Regions from separate parts of the Mus musculus genome. Here region 1 is linked to region 2. A link is a loop called in an ENCODE intact Hi-C map of the cell type or tissue named here. Cell type or tissue: gastrocnemius. All regions are shown on one strand. Links, peaks and the distances in the headings refer to the core of each region. The heading gives the core; the rest is flanking DNA.

Region 1 (9,421 bases), core at 873-8,872, 170 kb before region 2:
CGGTGATTGGACCCAGGAGTCAGTGTGTGCTAAGCAAATGATGTCCTGGGGCAGGATAGAAAGATAGAGAAAATTCAGGGGTTATGAAAAAGGAAAGGAATCTCTTACCCCAGAGTCTAGTTGAAGCATCTTACCAGCTGAGAGTCAAGAATTCCAGAATCCTGAGGCTGGGGAAGTGGCTCAGTGGTTAAGAGCATCTACTGCTCTGTCAGATAACCTGAATTTGGTTCCTAGTACCCACATGCCAATTCCTACCCTTCTATAACTCCAGTCCCAGAGCATCTGATGGATGCCTCTTCTGACCTGCACACACATGGTGCATATTCAGGCATGTACACATACAAAGATAGATAGATAGGTAGGTATGTAGGTAGGTAGATGGATAGATAGATAGATAGATAGATAGATAGATAGATAGATAGAGTCAAGGCTGCTGACACAGCAACAAGATTCCTTTCACAGAGAGATTTCAAAGAAGAATGTTAGACCAGCCTAAGCATAGATGAAATTTCTGCAATTTTTGGAGACTGTCACAAGATTATGAACTGTGTTTACAATGAAAAAAAGTATTTTGGCCTCTTATCCAACCTTGTGACCTGTGATTTTAGTCATCATCTGTAATACTATCCATCACAACTCAAGAACCTCCCTCCCTCTGATCTTCTTTACTGGGGGGGGGGCACAAAATTTCAGAACCTTCATGGACAAATATAACATTAGAAGCCAGCAAAATCATGTATGTATGGCTATTAAGATACAGAAGTGCAACTGGTAGGAAGCCCATACCCCTACTTGGGAGTCTAGTGCCCTTTCCTTAACTTACTAAACTCCAACTCTGCTTCATATGGACTTGTCCTGAAATCCCTTTTTCTGCCCCTGTGGCACAGCCAGGAATCCAGGCTTCATTTCTCTAGTGGCCTCTACAAGCAGAAGCATGGAGCTGTGTCTCCAGCCCCCTCCCTACTGTTGCTCCACTACCACCAAGCCATATCCATAGCCCTGAGATGAATTTTTATGTCACTGTTTTGAGGAGACAGAAGTATCTAAAGGACGCCTTTCTGAAGACAGGTTTTCTCCTATAAACACCTGGGGGAGGTTCAGGTGATGCCTTTGGTAGCTGGTGGGTGAGGGGGTGGCCTTTGACAGGGGTCATCCCACAAATCAGGCAACCTTGCTCTGAAATGGGAGAGTCCAGCTGCTCAGTGCAGAGGGAAACTTTTACTGCCACTAAGACCACTCCTGTTACCCAGGCAACCATTCTGAAAGCCAAGGCACAGGTGGAAGTCCTATTCAAGGGCCAGGGGAAGAAAGCACCTCCTTCCGGGCTGGGTGCCCTTTCATTTCATCTGAGGAGAAACTCATAGCATGGGCAAGAACAGAGATGAAAGAACCAGGGGCCAACATAAGCTATGCCCCTGTGGTAGAAGAGGGCCAGTCCTGTTTGTAGCTCTAGGCTGCAGCTATCACCATTTTGATTGTACTTTTGCTCCAGGGAGGCAGAGAGTTTGCAAAGAACGGGCATTCCATCTTCTCCTGGCTTGTCTCCCAAAAGGTCTCCCTGAAAGAAGTGCCTGGGCTCAACGTCAAATAGCCTGAATGCTGAATGAGATTGAGTCTCTGGAATTTACTCACGCTGCCTCCATGCGTGTGTTCTTATTGCAGAAATGTACTGTGTGTGTTCAAAAACAATACGTCAGATATTCCTGAAATCCATTCAAGTTCATTCATTGTGTGGTCCGAATCTCCAGCAGCTTGCTTTTGTTCGTTTTTATTGCTCACTTGTTTTCAGGGAGAGAACTCTTACCATCTCCATTTACTCCTCCTGGTTTGTCTGTTTTATCCTCCAGTTCTGCCCACTGTTGCTTGAAATACTTGCAGCTATATTGATAACTACATAGACTGTTAATGCTAACGAAGACACATGTTTGTTGTCTGTGCTGTATTATTTCAACCAAGAACAATGACCAAGATTATCATAAACACTTAATAACATGTTACATAAATAATCATAATTATTATATATTCTAAATCTATGATTCCTTCCCCCAGTATATCTTACCTTCCTTTGTCATTTGGGGTGCTATTACCTTCAATGTTCTATTTTTTCAGATACTAAAATTTCAATTCCAGCTTAATTTGATTTTCCCCCATTCATTTACTTTTAGCTATAGGGTCTCCCCTTATCCAAGAGGAACACGTCCCCAGTGGATGCCTGTGGCTGCAGGTACGCCCACACCATGTATTTACTCTATTTTTTCTACACATGTGTGCCATTTATAAATAAATCACAGAAAGAGAATAATACTACTTAATGAAATGGAACAATTAAAATAATATACTGTAGTAAATAAAAGTTGTATGGATGTGTTCTAGCTTTCTCTCAAAATATCTTATTATACTGAACTCATTATACTGTAGTTCCTTGATGAGATGATTCAATGCATTCGGGATGAAATGAAATGAGGTGAAAGATGCAAGCACTGTGACACTGCAGGTGAGGGGCACTTGAGCCTAAGTATCACAGTATTGTCAGGGTCCATCTGACATCTGAGGAAGCCATGAAGTGATTAATGGGCAGGTAGTGCATGCAGTGTGAATATGCTGGACAACAGGAAATTTTTATACTGAGCAAGATGGAGAGGGAAGGCTGAGATTTCATCATGCTACCCAGAATAGCAGAATTGCTTATTCCTGGTGTATCCCATATGTTTACAGAACATGAATGCTCACAGGCAACTAACTGAAACTCCAGAAATTGAAACATAGAGAACCATGAAGTACAATATTCTATGTTATTTTTAAGAAAACAAACGAGAGGGAAGCAGGCAATAGGAAGCCGGTTTCTGACCAGTTTAACCCAGTTATATTTATTGTAATTCACATGAGGAATTGATTTAGACAACTTATTTTCCACTTTCTAATAACTAATTTTGAGAAGAAGAGGAAAGAAAACCAGAAGGAGGACAAGGATGGGGAGCAACAATATCTTGGCACGCTCTAACACCCTTCTATTTTCTACCTACTACCCTAGTACTCTGTGTCTGCTTTTGGAAATTGCTTAAGAGTAAGTAGAATGAATGTACTTGGAAGAAAGGGGTCTCTTGGATTTTTATAGAGTGATATACTTACTAAGTTAGAAAGCCATTCTTTCTTTCCACATATTTCATAACTAGAGGTTAAGGAGGAGGCTCACTTGTTTTGTTTGTGACACAGGATCCCAATATATAAGTCTAGCAGGTCTAGAAGTTCTGGACTCAAATGATCCTCACAGGTCAGCTTCCAGTGCTCAGTGATGTGCTGAAATTATGAGTACCACCACATGCAGAGAATGTGGCTGCTGTTGTTGTTGCTGCTGTTATTGTTGCTGCTGTTGTTGTCATGCTCTGGGGCTCTCACTAAGTGCCCAGACTGGCCCCAGACATTGGCCTTGGAGATCTGCCTGCTAGACTGTGACCAGCTGTGACTAGAGTATTTAACCATTTATTTTCTCCTGCCAGTTACTTATCTTCTATTTACCATGATTCTTTTTCTATCTTCTATTTTTGTCTGATTGAATACTCTATGTCTTAGTTTGCTTTTCTGTGCTTGTGATAAAAACAAAAACAAACAAACAAACAAACAAACAAAAAAAACAAAAACCACTATGACCAAAAAAGCAACTTACAGATTAGCATCCACTATCAAGAGAAGTCAGGGCAGGAGCTCAAGGCAGGACCTTGGAGACAGGAACTGAAGCAGAGGCCGTGGGGGAGTGCTGCTTCTTGGCTTGCTTCCCTTGCTCATATTCAGTGAGCTTTCCAGCGTAGTCCAGGGCTACTTGCCTAGGAGTGGCACCACCCACAGTGGACTGCTTACTTTCACATCAATCACTCATTGAAGCAGTGCCCCACAGACATTGCCACAAGCCAATCTGATGGAGGTACTTCGTTCACTGAGGTTCCCTCCTTCCAGGTTTGTTAAGTTGACAACCAAAGTTACCTACTGCGCTTAGCGTTTCTTTAGCCTCTTTTACCTCCTCTACTGAATTGGAAATTACACAGTCTATTTCCACATTTTCAATGTGACCCTTATTTTTCCATATTCATATTTGACATAACAAAGTTTATGTTCTTGGTTAGTTGTGTTCTCTTTCGTCTTATCCAATTCAAGGCAGACCTAAGGGCACTTTAGCTCCACCAATCTCCCTTCAGAGTTTATGATATTATGGTGCCATTTCAAAACTGTCTTCTTTCCATCTTTAAGATTACATGGTACTGCTATTATCTCACAAGTCTATGCTCACTAGTTTATTTCTTTAGCAGAGCATCCCACACCCCACACCTTCTGGGATCAATTTCTTTTTTGTATAGAGTACAGCTTTTAAGAGTCTTGTCAGCAATGACTTGTTAATAGTAGAAAGTTCTTATCTGCCTGAAAATGTGTTAATTTCACCTTTCCTCTTGACTAATCATGTAACAAGTTATTCAATTCTAGGTAAATTGTTTTCATTCTGTAATTTGAAGATATCATTCCATCTTCTTCAGGATTTTATTGTCTCTGGTAAAAAAAAAAATCTGCCAATGTTATGTCATTCTTTTGTTAAGGTCTTGGGGTGTTTTGTTTTGTTTTGTTTTGGTAAGAAGCATATTTATTTTCACTTTCTGTGTATGGGTATTTTGCTTATGCCATTCATGCAGTGCCTGTGGTGTCCAGACGGGGCACCAGCTAACAGGTAGTTGTTAGCTGGCACGTGAGTGCTGGGAAACAAAAACAACAACAACAACAAGCCCCTCGTTCAGTTTCTGAACACAAGCGTTACTGGCAGTTGTGAGCCTCATGGGGGTGCTTCAAGACAAACTCGGGTTTTCTGCAAGAGCTAACTCCTAGCCACTCCTAACCACTGAACCACCTCTCCATTACCCAGTAATCTGTCTCTCCATTCTGATTGCTTTTAAGATGGTCTTTTTTTGGAGATCTTACTATAATGTGGCTAGGTTTTAATGTTTTTTAAAGGGTGTTACTATGTAATCTTGACTGGCCTGAAACTCTCTTCACAGAGTAGGGGGCCTCATTAGATCTGCCCACATAACCCAGAATGCTAATATCAAATAGCGGTATATCCTCGTGGGGGTTAGTGAATCCTAAATCCATATGCCATCATTGTTTCCCCCCATATTCTTTCTGATCTTTTTCTCTGGATTCCTATTAGGATAGGAGAAACCTATCCTAACCTATCCTCCATATCTTTTACCTCCTTCTCTTAGTTTTATTTCCGTGTGCTGTATCCTGAGTAATTCTCCAACATTACTGGTTTAGTAATTACTATTTAACATGTACATGAAGGTTTGTATCTTAATGATTATGTTTATTTAGTCTTTCCACACATACTAGTTCTTTATCATACTGTTTCTTATGTTTCTGCATCTATGCTTTGACTCATTTCAAAATATATTCATTTTATGGTCTCTAATACATTGTTATCTAAAATTCTTGGCTATTTAATCCTGCTGTTCTTGTTCATAATTGGTTGTTTCTTCTTTGATTCTATACTTTTGAATCATGCACTCATCTTAAGTAGAGTTTTATTTGTAAAACGTTATAAAGCCTAATTGATGGGATGTCCTTCTGTGCCATTTGTTTGTTGTTGACCAGCTCTCTGGGGGTTCCTTATCAGTCTTATAAAAACTTCTCAGCTTGAGGTTTCCTAGACTACACAAGCAATATATATTCAATTTCAAACCTTCACAAGATACAGGTCAAAATTTTCTCAAAAGAATTTTCTTTTTCCATTCAGGCTAGGACAAAACAGATAAACCCTTCTGGGTCACTGGGCAGATTTCTCCTCATCTAGCCTCACATGGAAGGTTCAAGCTTGATGGAATGGCTCTGATAGCCCCCTTTTGCTATCCATGAACTCAAAACATCAGTTCCTGACCATCCCCCCAAAGTGGATATTAAATTGTCCATGACCCTAGCCTGTTGAGTCAGTGTCTCATCCCCTTCAGCCCATCAGATCATGCACAGGCTGGCCTAGTTCTCAGCTCTCTTTTCATGCGCAGGCGCTGTCAATTTCCTGTGTGCTCATCTATTCATTAAAATAAATATTTGTTTATTTTCTAGATAACTGTGGGAAATGGGATTTGGAGTTATCTTGATCAGAATGAGAAATAAAAATTTATTTATATAAGCAAATATGAAACCCACCAGTTGCTGAGATCTCTGGCCATGATACTGAGATTCATTCCTTAAGTATCTCTGACAAAAAATAAAAAATACACTGGTTTGCTGGGAGTTTTTCTTTTGGTTGTATTAGAGTTAGCCACTGCCCTGAGTTTCATTATATAGTGTGTTGAAATGCCTGACAAGACCATGGAGCAAGCTGGATGGACCTGTTCTGTAACAAGCACAACTGTGCACCTCTTCTGCTGGTCTTTACCTAAAAGTATTCCTGCTTTTACTTTCTATATCAATTACTTTCTGTGTCACCGTGACAAAACATCTGACATAGCAACATCAAGGACAGCACTTATTTAGATGCAGAGTGTCAGAGGGTTTTAAGCCATCATGGCAAGGAAGACACTGCAGTAAGATCACTGGCAGAGGCTTCTCCATTGTAACCGACAGGAAGCAAAAAGCACAGACAGGAACCATGCATGGGTGCAATATTCAAGGCCTGACCCTAGAGATTCACGCCTACCATCTAGGTCCCAGGTCCCAAGACTGCACAAATTCCAAAAACAGTAACTAGCTGATGATCAAATATCCAAAAATTCACGCTGAAACCCTAACACTCCAGTAGTGCGTTATCATTAACCAGAGACAACAAAGAGCAGAAGAAACATTTAGGAGCCCTGGAATTGGGAAGATGTGTCCCCACCATCTTGCAATTAGGTGTCCTTGATCAATTAGTTCAATCTGAGCCTTAGTGTTCCCATCTGTAAACTAGGATGATGCTATCTACTTCAAAGGAATATTACAGAGCTTTCCAGGGAGACAGAACTAATAGCAGAAAGGGGTAAATGAGATAGATAGATAGATAGATAGATAGATAGATAGATAGATACATACATACATACATACATACATACATACATACATACACATAGATACAGAGAAAGATACATAGATACACAGATCCATAGAGAGATAGATACATAGATACATAAATACATAGATTCTACTTATTAAGGAAACTAGCTTACAACGAGGAGATTCCAAAGCAGGCCATCTAGAAGCTAGAGAAGCAAAGGCAGATGATCAGGCTCAGTCTAAGTCTGCAGAACTGAGAGCCAAGGACTCAATGATGTAACTCTTACCCTAAGACCAACGGATCTGACCAGGGTGCTGCTGGTGCAAATCCTTGAGTCCCAGAATGGAAAAACCTAGAGTCTGATATCCAAGAGCCTAAGAGGATCCTGCCTCAGAAGAGAAAGAGAGTGAATTTGCCTTCCTCTGCCTTTTTGTTCTCCAGGGCCACTGCCACTTGGTTGAGGCCCATCTGACACTGAGGACTTCCACTTTCCACCAACCACATACCAGTCCCCTGCAGAAACACTCTCACAGACATGCAGAAATGGTATCTTCCCAGCTACCTAGGAACCCTCAAAACTATCACAACAGGACTGAAGTCAGAATTAGAAAGCTTATAAAGCACCTGTCACAAAATGAGCTTGTGAATCATTCATTTCTACTTATCATGTGTGTGCACATGCATAGGTGTGACTGCTCACTACCTGGGTGCTTCACCTATGGACCCATCTCACTGGTCCTTAGTCAATCCATTTCTGATGGTTTCCTCTAATGTAAGTTTTGCCTCTGTTGACATCATCCACAGTGGCTCTGATATATATTCCTTTAATTATGTGTTCTGTTGTTTCATTGACCACTATATCCGCTTCATTTTCCTAGCATGCTTTCCCTGTTTTACATACTTCTGGCCATTTGATGAGCAGTCATGTTAACTTGAACCTCTACACTGGGGTCAGCAAGATGCCTCAGTGGGTAAAGGTTCTGGCTGCCAAGGCTGACAACCTAATTTCGGTCCCCAGAACCTACATGGAAGGAGATAACTGACTCTTTAAGGCTGTTCTCTGACCTACACACACACCACCACCACCACCACCACCACCACCACCAACAACAACAACAATAACAGCAACAATCATCATCATCTTAATTTTAAAACTCCATACTCAATAAGAGTGCTTTATTTATTTCAGCTACAAAGTAGATCGTGGCTTTAGCTACCTAATTGGTAGCTGGGAAGATACTAACAGGAAAAAAAAAAAGTCATCTGTAAATCTGTAATTGAAATGCACCTGATCCAGAGGATATGAGAGCTAAAAAGGGGATCTGGGAAATTCCCACGATTAGAAGCATAATCAGGGAGAAAAGCTGACCACCACACCCTACCACTGAGTGACAACACTGAGCTCCACAGCCAGGCTTTCTGATGCCAGGAGTCATTTTCACTGACCACATGACAGAAGTTGCAACAAACCTTCTGGTATAATCAGTTTGTATCTGGAAGGCCGCCAGATCATCATGGTTAATCATCCCCCTCCACTCTGTTTCCATGGCCCCGTAAACCTATCAATTGAAGCTTTCCAGGGAGCCTCATGACTCAGCGTACAGGGCTGAGTTGAAAAACTGCGCTCGATGAAATAATGAAGAACAGTAATGAAGAGCTGTCTTGCCATTACCTGACCTTCTGTGCTATGAATTCTAAGCCTGAATTATATTCTTTCACATCCTAGATCCCTGCTAGCAGTGGCCCTAATTATTCTCGTGGCATTACAATTCTTATGTGCTTTTAATATTTCCCCCACCTGAGAAATGGAAATGCACCTGCCTTTCATTCCTGGGTGGTCCATCACTCACAGACTCAGGAAGTTGGCAACCCTTCCACCATGAGTGACAGTCTCCATACTTTCCACTATGCATTGGCCGTGTACTTGAGTGATAGATACCATTTGTCAAGAAGAAAACTAGGTTGGAGCAGGAGTCAGTGGTCCTCCTGTTTCATTGGAAGACCTTTTTCCTCCACAGAAAAAAATCAAATGTGTTACCAACAGTGCGTTTGGAGTGGGATGGATCTAGGCAGTGGAGGCAAGCTCAGCCAGGTGCTTAGAGAAGAATGGAAGGCTGAGGGTAAATAAACACAAGGCCAACTAGAGCCACAGTGTCACTATTGCCTGGCGTGACAGCAGAAAGGAAATGGCTTGGCATACCTGGGACCTGGCAGTGTAGGGTCGGTGTATACACTCTGATGTGCTCTTCAGATGTGACTGTTCAGCATGGTCTGGGCATTGGGTTGAGAGGACATTCTGAAAGAAGTGAGTCGTCCTGTAAATGTCAAGAAACATGTGGCCTTCAAGATTTCTAACCAAAGTATAGGCACCCATAGGATCAGGCCAGGTGGGACAGCCCACAGTCAGTCAGT
Region 2 (9,421 bases), core at 992-8,991:
AGGCTCCCACACTTGGATCTTCGCAGCCAACTATAAACAAGGAACAGGATTGGTTTCTTCCCAGGGCTAAATCCCAAACCGGTTCCAGAAGTGGAAGTGGGGTCATAAGGGGCTGTTATTCCCAGGAGCATTCCCCCAGTCCCCCGCCGCCCCCAACACTGGGTTAATAGACAGCAAAGTAGGCATAGGCCTTTTGTGGCCCAGCACTTATGGAAAGCTGGGGGCCTCCTCACCCAACTCCGGAAGATTCCCAACGAACATTAGCATAGTAAAGGCTGCAGATAAAGAAAGCGTTTGCCTTTGTTTACCGTGGGGGTTGCCCATACTTCCTGGAGCTTAAAGCTGAAAGCGAAATGGGGAGAGTAGGCGTCTGATAAGAGGGTTTTAGGCTTGGGGCACAGCTCAAGCAAAGCTGCCCCCAACCCCCAGCTTTGAGACCAGGGAGAAGATACCAGAAGCTGCTTGCAGCTGGCGGGAAGTGTGAGAAGGCGGAGCGGGAAGGGATGGGCTGCAGGGGAATGAAGAGCAAGTCTTTGGTCTCCAGGGCCCTGGGCAGTGACACATTGGAGCTTGCATTGTGACTCCCACCTTCAGAAGGTCTGGCTCCTTCCTTCTCCTGCATCCTCCTTTGGGAGCAACTGGCTGGGTATGGGTAGGGGGTGGATGCCGGTTGCAATGTGGGCAGATTCCTCCCCACACCCACCCTAGAACTTGTAGACTCTAGTGCACAGACCCTCCTGGCAGGAGGCAACCCTGCTGGACTCTCCGAGGGGATAAAGGCTTCAAGTTTGTGTACAGACACCACGGAGTCTTTGTAGGTACCCCTAGGGCAGAAACGGGGGTGGGGGGCGGGGCAGGGGGGAGGACTTTCCTCAAATTCTGGCCTCCAGCCCCCTGCCCAGTGAGCTGCAGCCTGGAGCCTGTAAAGTTTGATGGGCGGGCACACCAATTAGCCCCAGAAACAGCTCTTCAGCCAGGGCCACTGCTGAGATCTGGCTTTAGTCCCATGGTCCCTCAGGTCAGCTAGTGAATTTGCAAAGGTGTCCTCTTTTCAAAAAGCTTGAATGGTGGACGGGGCATCAGACTCCAGTAACATACCTCTTCCCTCCCTACTGCACTCTTACTAACTTAGGGCCCGTCTTTCTCCCCCCAGGGACTGGGGTCCAGGATTGTATCTCCCAGGCTAGGGAGGGAGCTGGCCAGCGTTCTCTTTCTAGATTGGAATAACCACCCTCCCCATGTCAAAGATGACACATTCCCCTAGCTAGTGACCTCTGCCCCTTCCCCTTCAAAAAACAGTCCTTCACTTTATCTGTCTTTGGGCAGATGACTGCCTTTCCTGGAGCAGGCAGGGCTCTAGCAGTGCCTTTGTTTCCCAATTATGCCTTTCCTGCTCCATTTGCCTTCTTTGGATCTGATTTTGCCTTGACCAGTCCTGGTCCACCATCCTGTCCAAAGCATCTTTCGCAGTCTATCTGGGGAGTCAGCGTACTGATTTGTAGGAGTTGCCCAAAGCACTTGGTGGAAAGAATTATGGGTCTCAGAGTTAAGGTCTGGTCTCCACGCAGAGCCAGCCTTCTGGAACACAGGGACCCTGGGCAGAGATGGACCTTGCTATACCTAGGATAGCAAGAATAAAAGAATAAAAACAAGCCACAGGCAGCATGATTGCCAAAATGTGGCGGCTGGCCATGTAGCTTATAAGGCTGCAGGGAGCATCTGTACCTAGAACTTTATGGAACGGGACAAAGGAGCGATCCACCTTATTTTCTGAATACTCCTGTACCTATAAGGGCTGGCTGAAAATGGAGAAGAACATATTGGAGCAGTTCAAATCCCCTAGGAATAATCCCCAAGATGGAATGAACCGCATAAGAAATGTGCTGGGGAAAATGGCTTCAAAGAATACAAGGAAGAAGGTATGGGTAACTGGCTAGTTGTCTTGTCAACTTGGCACAAGCTCGAGTCATCTGAGAAGAGGGAACCTCAACTGAGAAACGCCCTCAGCAGGTTGGTCTACTGGCAAGCCTGTGTAACATTTTCCTTGATTGGCGATTGATGTGGAGGCCAGCTGATTGTGGATGGAAGTGTCATCCCTGGGCTGGTGGTCCTGATGAAAGTATGTTGAGCAAGGCATGGGGAGCAAAGCTGTAAGCAGCATTCCTCCATGACCTCTGCTTCAGTTCCTGCCTCTAGGTTCCTGCCCTCAGTTTCCTCAGTGATGAACTGTGATCTGTGAAGTGACACAAATCCTTTCCTCCTCAAGTGGCTTTTGGGCATGGTGTTTAAGAACAGCTTTTGATTGTGGGAAGACTCTGGGTGTCACAGGGAGGAACACTGGTTCTAATCTTGCTCTCAGGACCTCAACCAAGTTTCCCCTGCTTTATTTTCTTAGCTAGAGAGGAAGAGAATGAGCCTACCACCGCATCCACCCATTTCTCCTCCTCTCTGGGGCCTGCTCAATACCCTAGATTCAGGCTTATTTTACATGTGGTTATTTTTTAAATCATAGTAGTTGTCAAGTACTTCCAAGTTAAGCACCAGAAAGAATCCAGTGACTAAAGTTGGGGAAAATCTAGAGTCCCTTCTATTTGTAAGTAGAGAAGGGACAGGAGACTGGACCAAGACCATTGATTGAGCCTTTGGTTTGATGAGTGCTCAAAGGTGTACTGAGTCCATATAGATGACTAAGTGCCCAAGAGAGGCTGTGGGTCTCCAGAGGAACGGAGGAGCTTGGTTCTCAGAGAAGAGGGTACACCCCAGATCAATCCCCCTTGGTCCTAAGGAGCAGAGAAATGAAGAGGTTCCAAACAAGCTTCCCAAGAGCAAAGCTTATAATTCTAATCACACACACACACACACACACAGAGAGAGAGAGAGAGAGAGAGAGTCACCAACTCATGCACGTGCATGCTGCGTACACACAGCCATTTTGGACATCATTAATAATTTATTTTTGTAGATGCCTGTACTGTACGAATATTAAAGCATTATCTCACTGTTTTAATCACAACTGCTTTGGGATGGCCTTGTTCGTCCTGGTAATGAAGCCAGGCTCAGCGGTCGGACCTGCAAGAGCTGGTACAGCTGCTAGGTAGTTCTTAACCTTTGGGGCTGCCTCAGATCCCCTTTAAGAATCCTCCTTTTGGAAAATTGTGTACCTACTCAGAATTTTGATGCTACTTCCAGGGGTTGCAGCTCCCTACTTCAGGGTCTTGCACAGTTCTAACACATATACACACACCACCACCACCACCTCCACCAATGAGAAGCCAAACTAATGTTTGAGAAGCCGGTGGGGTAGAAGACACCATAGCAAGACCGAGAAGTCTCCTAGACCACAACGGGACGGGCACAGAAAGGGTTAAAGGGGTGTAAGGGTTTGTTTTTCACCTCTGAGAGTTGTTATGGGTCATTAAGAACACACACAAGGCCCAGTGAACATTCCATTCGATAGGCCTGCCTCCAGCACAGAGCCCTGCTTCTCCACAAGATAAGTCCTGTATGTGAAGATTGGTCCAGCTGCCCAGAAAGGGTGGATGGAAAATCACCCCAGATAAGGCAATTGCTACTGCAAGAACCGTACCTCTGGAGGGGATTGTCCAAGAGGCAGCCTAAGGAGCTGCTGCTCTAGGCAGTTTTGGAGGAGGAACATGTCCCCTCCGGGCGCAGCCTCTTGCCTGGGCTGTTCTGAGGAGTCAGGTCCCTGCAGTTCTGGGGTGGGCCCCCCTCGAAAATGCCTCAGCTACCTTCTGCTAGAGCCACATAATGCTTACTCCCTCTTCCCCCAACAGACACATCCACCAGGGCCTTAGGGCACCCTAGTCCTGGTGCACCACCCAGGTGGTACCTGTCTCTGTGCAGGTGAGGGGAAAGGCCTGAGGAAAACACCATTACTGATAAGTAACAGCTCCTTTCAGGTTTAACGACACGTTGCATCCATCCTAAAGCTCTCAAAGGGGGGGGGGGCAGCCTTCTCGAGGTACAGCGCCTCGCGCCTGTAAATAGAAACGGCAGGCTGGTGCGCGCGGGGGCGGGACGGCGCAGCGCTAGGGTGTAAATTAACTGGGGGCAACAGAGTAAATACATTACACATGGTATTTATTATGCGTCCGGACCTCGGAGGGGTTCTCCGACTTCTGGACACAGCAAATCTTGTCCCGGACGCCGCAGGCCTTGCGGTGGAAACCGCTGGCGAGGGCAGCCGGGGACTGCGGGGGACTGGGGAAGGAGGGGGGTGACAGCTCTGCGTTGTCTGCCGATCGGAACCCCCCTTCCGGCGACTGCAGCGGGAAAAGGGCTCGGGCTCTGATAGTTGTGGCACCGAGAGCTGCCGGGGCTCCAGGCCAGTCAGGGAGGGCTGCGGGGTGGGGACGGGCGACGCGCCGGGCCCCTTAGCATTCCGCCAGCGCGCCCGCCATCGCCGCGTGCGCCCCCGCGCCCCGCTGTAATTACCCCGATTACCAAATGAATCTGGCGCTTTTGTGCTCGCCAGGCGGTGGGTGCGGGGAGGCAGTTCTAATAGTTGTCATTAGGGCCGCGGAAGGCGGGGCGCCGGGGGAGGGGGGTGGGGAGCGCGGGCGGGGGAGGCCGCCGCTCCCTCGCTGGCTGGCTCGCTCGCGGGCGGTCCCGGGCGGCGCGCAGGCCGCTGCTGGCTGCTGAGTAATGATTTTTTTTTTCTAATTGGAGGCGAACAGCGGCCCTAATGGATGGAGCCGCTCTCGGCGCGCTCGCTGCGCCCGCCCCTCGATCGATACGGCTTGCTAACACCGCGGGCCTGAGCTCCCCGGCCCTTTGTGGTCCGAGATGCTGCAGGGGCCCCCCAATCTCCCGCCCCCTCACCTTGAGCCGCCTCGGCCTTGCTCCCTGTCTCGAAACTAACTCCCCAAATGCCCTCACCCACCACCCGCCACCTCTGAACATTCCATTCCCTTGCCCCTTCCGGGACCCGGAGCCCCAGCTCCCCTCTCCATGCACTCTTCTGCCTTTCTTCAATCGCCACTTGAGTGTCCTCCACCTTCCTGGACACTATCCTCTTCTGCCCTCCCATGCGCCTGCCAGCTTAGCAGCCAGGGAGGACTAGAGGGATAATGTAGGGAGCCTACTGGCCCTAGATTACCACCCCCTTCATCCCCTCTTGGTCACCACACCTCCACCTCCAGTCCTAGACCTGGAGGAAAGCCAGAAACAGAGCTGCCTCTGAGTGCTTGGGCAGACTGGTCCAGGAAGAGTTTCCTTGAGTCCAATCACATCCCCAAGTTCTTTCCTTCCTGGGCCCTCTCGGGCACCAAAACTCAAACCCACTCTAATTCGAACCCTTCAGCTTTGTGGAGGGGCAGAGGCCAGACAGGTCTTTGGGAGGTGAAGGATCAAACAAACTTGTGGTTTTGCAGGTCCTGTTCCCATACTGACACTAACAAGCTGGTGACCTTGGCCAAGGACTCAGCCTGGGAAACAAGCCTTCTATTCTACACCTAGCAGAAGCTCACCCAGACCCACAAGCTAGATCCCTGGGGTACAGTTTTAATAGCTAAGCCTGCTTACTCTTCCCAGCAGTTTACAGACCTTTCCAGATACGGACAGCGGGGGGGCGGGGGGGGGGTGGCGTGGCGGGGAGGGGATCCCTCCATCACTTCTTCACCCATTCATTCACACCAGTTACTTCCTGGCACAATAAGCACTTACTTGATTGTGTATTGCCAGTCTTCTCCCTGATACTACATAATCTCTACAACGTATAGGATTTGTATCTATCCTCTATCCTCAGTGTTTAAGGCAGCCTGGAACACAGTAGGCACTCAATAAAGTTTTAGTTGCATCAACAGACAGAAGGAGTCTGAACTGGCCTAACTTCTTCCTTTGCTTCCTGGTAGCACATTGCTTTTCCCAGAATACAGGCACAGCAGTGTCTCTTGGGTCTCTGCTTTTCCAGAACGTTGCCACTATCCCCTGAATGGGGACGTCTTTTTCACCTCAACTTGAACTTGGGTGGCGCAGCCTGCCGTGGAGTAGGCTTGGAAAGCAGAGGGGCCATTCTGGCAAGTTCTCTGAAATTGGAGCTGTAGCGCTTGTATGCCAGGGAGGAATCACGAAGCACGAATCACGGATCAGCAGTCACTCCACAGCAGCACACATGCTGACTTTCAAGGAGAACTCCATAAGGAGGGATTCAGAAGGGCTGAATCAGCCACAGAGGCCCCCTCCTCAGACCATCCAGAGAGAGCTTCCCATGAGAAAGGCCAAGTAGCTGACAACTTCCAGCTCTAGAGCCTAAAGGCTTTGTCTCAGCCTTTAGGCCAAGCCTCCCCACTGCATGTAGGGAGCGCTGTCCTTTGTGGCTAGCCATTTCTTCACTGGCTAAGCTCTCCTGGTATTTCCCACCTATGTCCCTGGGACCTCCTTTCATCTAATTCCTGGAGGATCCAACTGACACAGGCAGAGAAACCGACTCCTTTCACCATAGTGAATCCACTCTGAAGCCCTCTCAGCCACACACTGTCTCATCCCCCGCAAAGCTACCAGATGAGAATGGGGGAGGGTGTTAAAGACCAAGTGACTTGCACAAGACCTTGCAACTAGGCCTTGATGGACACAAACTCGGGCCTAACTATGTGTGACCACAAAATTCAGGCTCTTGATCCCTTGTGGTGACTCACTAGGGGCTGGTTGAGATGACAGTGTCCTAAAGACAGTATCAAGGCACACAGAGGTGGATGGGATGGACCAGGAGACCCCTAGAGTCCTCCAGGACTTACTACGTCTGTCTCTGTAGCTTTGTGAGATGTACATGCACACGTGAAGGCCATGCAAACCCCACATTAGGAGAAAAGAGATTGATATTTCAATTTGGTGTCCAGTGGAGTGATCTCAACCTGATTTCTCCAAGCACCTTAGTTTCCACAGCAACTGGAACAAGCTGATTCCCCTGATGAGCTAGTGCCCTGGCCACTAAATGCCCCTCTCCAGGACAGCCTCATCTCCTATCAACGGAATGCCTATTCCAGACGCCCAAAGAAAGAGATGGGTTTTGTTCTCTGACTCTCTAGATGACTTGAGTACTTTCTCCTGGTTCAAGAAACTGGTGTTGGCAGCCCAAGGACCTTGAATAGAAAACATAAACATGGCCTAGGTAACCAGCTCAGATTGGCTGCTTCCAAAGAAGATACCTGGGCTAGAGGCAAGCTGAGGGTAGAGTAACCCACCTCTTTTAGCTACCACCGCAGGCAGTTACCCTGCAAATCTTGGCCCTGTTGGGTAGAGAGTGCAGTAGTTGATCTCTCAACTGCCTGCTGAGACCCATTACCCTCAGGTTACTTTCCCTACCTACTGCTGCCCGCCCCCCCTCACCTTTGTCCTACTAACCCTTTTCTTCATTTGGGGGAAGGGTATGTCTAAAGAAAGGGGAAAACACAGAACTCCAGGAATTGCTGTGGCTTTGACCTGAGGACACCAAAACCTCAGCCAAGGTGAGACTGACCCCAAGTTCTTTGGGTGGACACCTCAACCGTGTAAGTGGTCTTTCATCAGACCCGTGGCTGATTAGGGTTCTGGGTCCAGGCCAAGGGATTGCCAAGGACAAGACAGGCAGCACCTGCTTGCAAACTCAGCAGTGCTTGTTCCCCTCTGAGGCCTTTCTTACTGTGGGAGCCAGGGAGGAGCAAGCTAGAAGAGGGGGTGAGTTGTGCTGAGCTAGAGCTGCGCCTGGCAAGTGACACTTTGACGAGAGACACTATGACGATGAGTCCCAGGAGAGGCTGTGGAGTCTGGTTCCTGCAGACAGTGTTTCCCCTAGGGCAGTCTCCTTCGTGCCTGAGAGTGCTGTGTGTGTGTGTGTGTGTGTGTGTGTGTGTGTGTGTGTATGAAGCTGGCTTCTCCAAATAAGATTATCTGAGCTCTACAGCAAGCTTCACAGAGAATCCCCAAAGCATTGTGTGTGTGTGTGTGTGTGTGTGTGTGTGTGTGTGTGTGGTGTGTCCTTGAACATTAAGAGCTGGCATGGCAAACCAACTACTTGCCCTTGAATTTAAGAGGTCCCTCCTGGAGTTGCTCTGTCCTCCCCCTCCTTGCTCCAAAGGATGGTAAGGGAGGGAAGAACAGCCCCCAGGCTGGTGACTTGTCTGTCTCAGTCTCAAGCCATGGATCACACCTAGGCCACAAAGAACACAACCAAATGTTAGCCTGTCTTTCCAGAGGGCCTACAGTCTAGGCCCTGCCAACTATAAAAGGCATCCTGAAGAACCAAAGTGACACACAAAGACTTCGGGAGGAGGCAGCAAGTGCATGTGAAATTCTCTAGGCCAGCAGAAGGCCGCAGAGGTGGTGGACTTCTGTCTTAAGCCGTGCTTGTGAAGGAGGGTGTCAAGAGTTTTCCTCAGGGCGCCAGCATGGGCGGGGTGGGGAGTGGGGTAGATGGAGCGAATATAGCCGAGAAGGAACAATTAAACAAGCACAGGGTAGAAGTGTGGGCCAGCTATGTGCCCTACCATGTCCCCTGCCAGAAGCTAACCAGCAGCCTCCATCTTTTCCTTCATGGTCTAAGATGAGTACTCCAGGGCGAATCAATTCCTCTCTATGCTACTTTTCTTGTCATTGTGACAAAATATGTGACAGAAGCAACTTAAGGGAGAGGAGGTTGGTTTGGGGGGGGGGTCACTGCTTCATGTATCTGGGTCCATTACAAAGGAGAAGGAAGGCATGCCAGAAGTCCTGGTGGCTGGAGCATTAAGCAGATACCTCTTTACTGTGGAGGGCCAGGAAGCAGAGAGAGCTAGGAACTAGGGCTCATCTATACCTTCAAAGGCCTTCCCCTAGTGACTGAATTCCAGCCTGGTCCAACTTCCCAAAGACATTTCAGATAGAAACCATGACACCCTCTTAGATTGTACAGATCTCGGGATTCTCACCTATGCTGACCCAAAGCATGCTGTCTGTGCACTGCACTGTCCCTGGAACCTGCAAGGGCTCTTCTTCTCCACCAATGGCCAAGCCCTTCACATACGCAAAACACTGTGCTGTGCTGCCCAGTGCTGCCTAAGAATGAAGTGACTAAAAGCAACCATTGCGTTTTGCTCAAGATTTTTGAGTCGATTCTTCTGCACCATCTGGCAGGTCCAGCTCGTGCCACCGCAATCAGCGAGGTGTTTGACAAGGTCTGGGCCATCCTAGTCCCTCCGACCCAGCTTGGACAGCAAGTTCTAGCTCCTGACAAGCATACTGCTCTGTCCTCTCTAGTAGGAGAACTCCTACATTCTATCTCATCGACACAAGGTCCCAAATTCCCAAGTTTCATAGCAACACTTCCTTATTGGGGGAGTCAAACCCCAAAGCCAATCAGGCCTCTAAGAGGGAAGAGATGACATTTGCCTGTGTGGATTTTTTTTTCTAACATATATGACTGTTTTGGCCACATGTGTGTATGTAT

The links. Hi-C counts contacts between places; a loop is a spot of excess contacts. Peaks named below come from ENCODE experiments on the same cell type or tissue, not always from the same donor. Only the 100,000 strongest peaks of a DNase experiment are listed, where the experiment ranks them.
Region 1: it touches region 2 in a loop (2.7-fold over the local background); 9 of 42 quality-filtered maps call a loop at or near these places.

Annotation. Positions count from the first base shown.
Region 1 is chrX:11,636,185-11,645,605 of GRCm38, forward strand. No RefSeq gene overlaps it. Among named protein-coding and RNA genes, the nearest start is that of Gm34187, 110 kb to the left of the region's middle. In gastrocnemius, for the core only: a CTCF peak has its summit at 4,696; a DNase peak (open chromatin) is centred at 8,492.
Region 2 is chrX:11,803,064-11,812,484 of GRCm38, forward strand. No RefSeq gene overlaps it. Among named protein-coding and RNA genes, the nearest start is that of Gm26314, 43 kb to the right of the region's middle. In gastrocnemius, for the core only: no CTCF peak of the experiment used is centred there; DNase peaks (open chromatin) are centred at 4,485, 4,722, 5,127 and 6,042; H3K4me3 peaks cover 1,283 bases; H3K27ac peaks cover 1,242 bases.